Regions from separate parts of the Homo sapiens genome. Here regions 2 and 3 are each linked to region 1. Evidence: chromatin contacts called from ENCODE Hi-C or POLR2A ChIA-PET data. All regions are on one chromosome and are shown on one strand. The core of a region is the stretch at or near the end of the contact, and the rest is flanking DNA. Distances in the headings are between cores, read along the strand shown. Region 1 holds the start of DIPK1C (divergent protein kinase domain 1C). Region 2 has its middle 41 kb from the start of LINC01922. Region 3 holds the start of CNDP1 (carnosine dipeptidase 1).

What was found. Hi-C counts contacts between places; a loop is a spot of excess contacts on that map. ChIA-PET counts read pairs that join two places held with the same protein, here RNA polymerase II (POLR2A). Pooled maps may share reads with other maps.
Region 2: a loop to region 1 is called in a map of SK-MEL-5, with 6 times the contacts of the local background. The contact joins the enhancer-like site here to the promoter of DIPK1C in region 1. A Hi-C loop is called at or near these places in 5 of 168 maps with a recorded cell type or tissue (SK-MEL-5, astrocyte of the cerebellum, cardiac septum and 2 more) and 7 of 50 pooled maps. POLR2A ChIA-PET finds 5 or more read pairs at or near these places in 4 of 52 experiments (GM10248, activated naive CD4-positive, alpha-beta T cell, activated naive CD8-positive, alpha-beta T cell and 1 more).
Region 3: a pooled map shows a loop between it and region 1 (4-fold over the local background). The contact joins the promoter of CNDP1 here to the promoter of DIPK1C in region 1. A Hi-C loop is called at or near these places in 1 of 168 maps with a recorded cell type or tissue (posterior vena cava) and 4 of 50 pooled maps. POLR2A ChIA-PET finds 5 or more read pairs at or near these places in 2 of 52 experiments (MCF 10A and PC-9).

What each region holds. Positions count from the first base shown.
Region 1 is chr18:74,456,032-74,458,572 of GRCh38, forward strand. DIPK1C (divergent protein kinase domain 1C) reads right to left here and starts at 1,277. Exons shown (of 4, transcript NM_001044369.3): 1 at 1,031-1,277. The coding sequence starts at 1,228.
Region 2 is chr18:74,366,827-74,369,367 of GRCh38, forward strand. No RefSeq gene overlaps it. Among named protein-coding and RNA genes, the nearest start is that of LINC01922, 41 kb to the right of the region's middle. Within about 2 kb of position 1,270, at least 3 of the 41 ENCODE cell types and tissues checked have a DNase peak (open chromatin) inside an H3K27ac peak, as active enhancers do.
Region 3 is chr18:74,533,229-74,535,769 of GRCh38, forward strand. CNDP1 (carnosine dipeptidase 1) reads left to right here and starts at 1,272. Exons shown (of 12, transcript NM_032649.6): 1 at 1,272-1,463. The coding sequence starts at 1,440.

The DNA.
Region 1 (2,541 bases), core at 27-2,526:
CTGGACTGAAAACTTCCCATGTGTTTCTTGAAGATTTTTTAGAAAATAGATCTCTTTTCAAACCAAATGCTTAGATGGTCACTATTTTAGGAAATGAATAATCGCTTAAGAAGTCATGTAAGAGTAGCTGCTACTATCTTCCCCTTTCTGGGATTTAGGGGACTCCCACCTTTACTGAAGTCTCCTTTGCGCCTGAAAGAACGGCTAGCCAAGTTTCCAATCAACTAAAGGTGGGCGTTTCATTCATATGATGTGAGCCCAGCGTACGCAGCAGTCTGCAAAATGCGAAATGTTTCTTTCTCTCCCTAATTCTCTGGCTCAGCTGAGGAGCTGCTGGGTGCGAGCTTTCGGGCCCTCCCAGGTTAGGAGGCGCCTGTCGAGGACCGGGACCCGGGATCCTCCCGGTCCCAGCCGCCTCCGCAGCGCTCTCTGCTCGCCCGAGCGCACACTGCGTCGGTTCCCACAGACCGCGACCGCGGAGAGCCTGGGCTCTGGAGCGCAGGGGGGCCGGGGTCAGACCAGCCCTCCGCATGGGCTCGGTGAGATAGGGGGTGACCTGGCAGCTCAGGGTGGAATCACAGAACGCGGGCTGGGCTGGAGCGCTGCGGACCCGAGAGACAGAGGCGTGGCACCCCGGATCCCGAACCCCGCACTGGCTTGCGCCCCGAGCCCGGCGGCCTGACACCGGACGCGGCACCTCCCTGGACACTCGGATCAGACCCGCAAACTTTCTTCCGGAGCTCGGGCTCAGGGGTGGCGAGGGTAGGACGGAGAGGCTGTCTGGGGACAAAGGGCGAATTCTGGCGAAAAGGGGAGAGACACCCCCAGCGCGCCCACAGAGCACTGCCGGCTGCGTCCCCATTCGGGGGACCGGGGCGTGCGCCTCTGGCACTCCACGCAGGTGTCGGGAACCCATGTCCCCGGCGGGTGCCACCGCCACCCAAGTCCCCGGGAAGGCTGGGGACCGGGAGCGGGTGTGATCCCCCCTCCCCGGACGCGCGGCGCGGGGCAGAGCGGCGGCGGGACCTACCAGCGCGGCCAGGATGCGCCGGCTCTTCTCGTCGGTGCAGCGCTCGGAGAGGACACCCGGGTGCGCGCGGAGCAGCAGCGCGGCCGCCAGCACCCAGCCCGCGGTCCACGCGGCGAAGGCGAGGAGCGTGCCCCGCCCGCAGCGCCCGCGCCTCCTGCACCACCCGGCAGGGCCCCGCGCGCCCGCCGCCCGCGCCATGGCCAGCCCTGCCCGCGCCCGGGCCCCACCGCCGCCCGCGCCCCGAGTTCCGCACTCGCGTAGCTGCTCCGCGGCTCAGGCCCGCTCGGCGGGGAGGGGGAACGGGGGAGGGGCCGCGCGAGGGTTGGGGCAGGCCCCGCGCCTGGGGCGGAGGTGCGGGGAGGGCGTCCAGCAGCAGCAACACCCCGCGCGCCCCGAGCACCCACTGGGGGTCCACTCGCCGCATCCCCTGCTCCACCCTCTCTACTTTTCTTTTTGCACTTTTTTCCCCCAAGAAGACCAGCTCCCCACTTAAACGAAATCCGGGTAGATTCAATCGCCTCTCTCTTTGGGGACTGATTCCTCAAGACTACATATCTTTAATTGTCACATTGCCCTCCCCCACCAACTTCTCTGAGAGGCCAGGTGCCCTTGCCCCCAGCGCTCTGTAGAGCGCACCCTCGCCCCAGGGGGCTGCAGCGTTGTCCCCCCCCGTTTACCTCTCCACTAGAACCGCCCCCCTCTGAGTCTCACCCCAACTTGGGTTTTCTCCGGGCCCTCCCGGGAGTGAGATCCGGAGCATGCAGAGAGTCGGGGGTCGAGGACAGTCAGTAGGTTCTGGGACGACCCAGCCCTCCCCTTCCCACGGGCACCCCTGAATCAAACCCCCCGCCGTCTCCCAGGCTGCACAAACTCTCGGGCGTCCTTCTCAGGGCTGCAAAGATCTGCTCTCTGGAAACATCTCCGTTACCCCGGGGAGGAGAACACGTCCACCACGTGTGTCTAAGTCTATATTTATAGATTCGCAGTATCATCTGGGAGAGCAGGCATCCGTGTTCCCATCCCAATTGTTCTGTAAAGCAGGCTGGCCCTGGGCCCACAGGGCGTCCCTGGTTCTCACCAGCATCCCCCACCCCACCCAGGGATGCTTCTCACTCCCTGAACGCCTTTCCCCAGGATAGGGGGAGGCGGCGCCACCCCAGGGGAACTGTCACAGCTGAGGGGCTGTGAAAGCCGCCACGCCCGGGGCTCCTGCATTCACTGAACAAAAGCTTATTCAGTGCCCAGTACGTGCCAGCCCATCCCGGATCGCTCTCCCGCCTGCCCTGCGCCTGAATTTCACATGACCCGTTCCCGAGTTTAGAGATAATAGAAACATGCCCTGATCACTGCGTGCTGTGATTGTCCCACAGGAGCTGGCTTCTTGCCCTTGTCTCTTCTGCAACTCGCTGCTTTAACTTTGTTTTATGGCTGGCTCGGTGGTAGGAGTCCCCAGGAATGACCAAACATCAGATGAACAAACCCTGAGCCCCAAGAAGCACTTCGGGCACATC
Region 2 (2,541 bases), core at 20-2,519, 89 kb before region 1:
GTCTGCAGCTGGCTTGCATGGCTTTTACTTTGAGGGCCTCTTTTTAAAAAAATCAACTCATGTGAGTTCCAGAAAATAACAATAGCTCATACTCTCTGTTTCCAATTTAGTTTAACAGATATCCACATAATGAAGATGCTGAGAGATAGACCTGAGGACAAAGAGTGGTGAAGGAAGCTCCATGATGGAGCTACTTGTGACCCACGGGAATCTAAGGTATTACTATTTTATGTGTCTTCTTCAGGATTAACTAGAGAACAAGAGTACACCAGAAAACTATTCCTTTCCTCACTTGAAAAGCAAATGCAAGTTGTTACAGTGCGCAATAGGAAGCACTATGAAGAAAGAGCCAGGACCGAGCATATCTTCAATTTTAAAGGGAGGGGGAAATGCCCCCCTCCAAAAATTAAGTGACTCAGAAAAGCAGGAGATAGTCACCAAAAAGTTTGATTGTTTAAGAATGGATGGGGGAACAGAATTCACAGCTATGGTCAGTATTGAAAACGGGAAACATGGATAGATGGGAGGCAAGTCCACCCAGCATCTTATTAATCACAGCAGGGTTACTGCGGGCCTCCAGGATGGCTCCCACGGAGTCCCACCTTCCTCTGCGTGTGGCCTGTGTCATCTGTTCCCATAGCCAAGCCTCAATCAAATCCCTGGCCCACAGAAACAGCAAGGAATAAATATTCACGGCTGTTTTCGGCCACTGGATGTTGGGGTTAATTTGTTACATGGCAATAGATAACTAACACAGTGGTGCAGTGTAGGAACAAGGTCAAGAACCAGGGTTTGCAAGCAAAATGGCTAGGTAAGCCCTTGAGAACAGTCATATGAAAAATATGAGAAAATGTCTGGCAAATTAGACTGTGCAAATTAGACTGGGCTCACTCTCACCTCACTTTGCATAGGAGGAGAACAAAGCTCTGAAGCCTTACTACCCAAAACAGATTCCTCAGAAACTCTGGGGAAACCTGTGTTCTTACCAAGTCCACCCACTCCATGGGAAACACTGATCTAACTGTTATCTCAAGATTGGGAAATGACAAAATGCCAGGGCTTCTTTCCCCAGTTAACTCCCCCCAGTGTTGCTAACATACAAGAGCCTGGTCAACCTGAGTCAGGGTTAGGTGCCCCCTTCCCAGTACCCTGTCTTTTCCCTTTCACGGGACTTTCTTGGTTTTGTAATTGCCCTTTTACTTCTCTCTGGGCCGTGCTGGCCTCCTGAGCCAGTCCTGGGTGGCAGGAGCCATGTGGTATTGCCATGCCTGGCAGCCTGGAAAGAAAGCCAAGGCTGTGAGAGGCAAGGTGACCTCTGCCTGAGGTCAGTTCAGCAGGCCGGTGACACACAGAGCAAGAATCGGATCTTTCAATGCTTAGCGCGGTATTCTCCCTGCTAAGCCACACAGTATGTCGCTACTTTCAAGAAGTGTTTAAAAACACGTGATCTAGGCCGGGCATGGTGGCTCACGCCTGTAATCCCAGCACTTTGGGAGGCCAAGGTGGGCAGATCACCTGAGGTCAGGAGTCAGGAGTTCAAGACCAGCCTGGCTGCCATCGTGAAACCCCATCTTTACTAAAAATACAAACATTAGCCAGGCGCCTGTAATCCCAGCTACTTGGGAGGCTGAGGCAGGAGAATCACTTGAACACAGGAGGCAGAGGTTGCAGTGAGCGGAGATCACGCCACTGCACTCCAGCCTGGGTGACAGAGCGAGACTCCATCTCAAAAAATAAAAAATTAAAAAAAAAATTTTTTTAATGTAAAAATTGGCTGGGCATAGTGATGTGTGCCTGTAATCCCTGCTACTTGAGAGGCTGAGGCAGGAAAATTGCTTGAAGCCGGGAGATGGAGGTTTCAGTGAGCGGTGATCGTGCCGCTGCACTCCAGGCTGGGTGACAAGGGTGAAACTCCGTCTCAAAAAACGAAACAAACAGAAAAATGTGATTTAAAGGAAGGACCTAGAAGGCACGTTCACATGGTCATTTTCATGGGTGTCAGCAGTCTCCGCTGTATGTACATACAACTCCTTTGAAAACCTTTCTTCAGATTAGTAGCTCTCCGTCTTTTCTGTCCTTCCTTGTTCCCATGTAAACTCACTTCTCACTTCACTCAGGGGTGACCGAGGCTTTGAGGGCAGTGCCTGGAGCTGATCTATTTGAAAAGCCGCTCCTGAAGTTAGCTGTATAGTCAGGGAGTGCCTTCCCCACTTCTCCTCTGTTGTCCTCGGGAATCACTCTTAATCGGCTTGGGCCAGTGCCCTGAAATCTTCCTAGTTTACAGCACTGAGAACTTTTTGAGAAACAAGCGTAAACACTCCTCAGTTATCAGCAGAGATGATTGGCCCTCAGAGATTGTGATCAAGGATCCAAAGTCCATCGAGCAGTAACACATTTTCCTGCCAATCCCCAGTCCCCAGCCAGGCAGTTGTTTTGCAGGCGGGGAAGCCGGGGGACTGACAGAGCCCCCGACGCACGTGGCCATGTGATCCACCGCCTCAGAAGGTCCCCAGGAAATGTGGTAAACTTGCTACGGCTCCC
Region 3 (2,541 bases), core at 22-2,521, 77 kb after region 1:
TTAGATAAGGTCACATGGGCATAGGATGGACCCCTGATTACACACAACTGTGTCCTTATGAGAAGGGACAATCTGGACACACACACATACACAGGGAGAACATCATAAGAAGATGAGGGCAGAGATCGGGTGATGCTTGTACAAGACAAGGGACACCAAGGACGGCCAGCAGCCACGCGGGTCAAGGCCTGGAGCACGCCCTTCCCGCTCAGCCTCAGGAGAAACCTGCCCTGCCCATACCTTCATCTCAGACTTCCAGTCTCCAGAATTGAGACCGATTTCTGTTGCTTAAGCCACCCAGTGTAGGGTACTTTTGTTAGAGCAGATGTTGGGGCTCAGAAGCCAATACCCCAAAATATGGTGCTTTGTTCAAGCTGAACTGAAAAGGAACTTCAAGGCCTCTCGGCTCCCCCACCCCCACCATCTCTCCCAGAGTTCCTGAAGTGTCCTTATCTCCTTCAAGTCTGACCCACCAAAGAAGAAAGGAATGACCTCTAGTCCCTTCCCTGAGTTTTCGTTAACTGAACCCATATCTCAGGAAGGAAGGCTGACACCGAACACGCTGGACAGACTTGTCAAGACCATTGTCTGCTCCGGGGCCCAGCAGACTTGAACGAAGACCGTGGCGTGCTCTTCAAGCCCACTGAATCCTCCCTCGTGAGCGCTGATTGCCCTCAGCTGAAGTCCTCTTTTCTCCTCCCATAACCTGTTGCGCGAGAATCTAAGCCGCCACTCCTTGTGGAACCTCAAGAGGGTGTCTCAGCTTCCCAACCCCATTAGGGATTGGTCCTTCCTTCTGAAGGCTCCCATGTCACTTAAAACTAGGAGCAAATCAATCTGTTATGCCTCTTCTCCAATTCAACTGCCCTTTGCAAGCTGATTTTGCAGCGAACCTTCAGAGAGCTGGGAAAACTCTACCCTCGGCCCCTGCACAGCCCTAGGAAGCTAATCCTCGGCCGTAACATTCCATCACAAGGGCCCACAGCCACAGTGTGTGGGGGCCTGTCATGTGAGGGGGCTGTCACCTGAGGGGGCTGTGCCGCTGGCTCAGCTCTGCCTGCTGGCCGGGGCCCTACTCCCTCTCAGAGATGACACACAAGTGCCCCCAAAGAAGAACCCGAGGAGTCGCAGGCTGGGCCAGGCTGCTGGCTTCCAGTGACATCACATGACTTTGGGGCCACTGCCTCATCCCGTATCTGCGCGTATGAGATGCATTGTCTCTTCCTCTGCAGTTGAGCTGAATGAATACCTCCGAAGCCGCTTTGTTCTCCAGATGTGAATAGCTCCACTATACCAGCCTCGTCTTCCTTCCGGGGGACAACGTGGGTCAGGGCACAGAGAGATATTTAATGTCACCCTCTTGGGGCTTTCATGGGACTCCCTCTGCCACATTTTTTGGAGGTTGGGAAAGTTGCTAGAGGCTTCAGAACTCCAGCCTAATGGATCCCAAACTCGGGAGAATGGTGAGTAGGACCTCCTCCATCAGAGTCCGTGCATTGGGTGCCAGAATTCCATTTGTCCCGGGAGCATGTGCGTTAAGCCCAGTTGGGCAGGGCAGGCACCCAGCGTGGCCCCAGATGCTGCTCCTCATGGTGTTCTTAGGTGCTGTCTTGGCCGAGGAATGTGGTATTTGGAATTATATTTTATCAGTAATGCTTTTGGGTAGTTGTGTGTTCTTAACAATAATTAAATGGCATTATTGTCAAGTAGTTCATATTCAAATTGTTCATGAACTCAGTCTTCTTAAATCAATTTTTTTCTGTACTTTTTCTCTTTAAAAAAAATGAGTTTGCTTCCTGGAAGAATTTGCCTAAATAATGGTAACAGACAGTGTGCTGTTTGTCCTGGTCCCAGGTTCCCGACTTAAGGGCTAGTTTGCAAGAGCTAATCACCGGGCTAAATCACCCCAGGCCTTTCTCGGCGAGGTTTCCATGGTTCAGGTGCAAACCTGAGTGTGGGTGTGGCGGGAAGGCTTCTCTCTAGGAAAACAAGCAGGCAGGTACCTTTGGCTGTGAGGTTTTGTGGGGTTGTGTTCCAGACTACTTGGAAAGATAAAATTCATGGACGCTTTTTATTTCCATTGCAAACACACACATACACACACAGAAATTTTCAGAATTTTGTGGAAGGTTGATACGTAGAAGACTCTCAAAAGACATACTGAAACAAATACATGCAAATGCGAGGCTGGAGACACAGTGAGCAGGCAGGTGGTGACCTGACCACAGCCGGATTCTAGAAGTGGGCTTTGCCCACCTGCAAGACCATGAGATTCCCACACCATGCTGCAAAATCACTGCTCTGAGAGAAAGAACCTCACCCTGTGGTCTGGCCATGCTTTCCATTGCTGACTTTTTTTTTTTTTTAAAGAACCCATGACTGGCCAGGGCATTGGGGTGGGGGTTAGAAGAGGACATTTCACTGAATACTGTCTTACTTTAAAAAATCTTTAAACTGTGTCATGATAGTATCTATTCAAAACATTAAAGTTAAAAGCAACATGAAAGAAAATAATTTCCCTGGCTGGGCATGGTGGCTTAT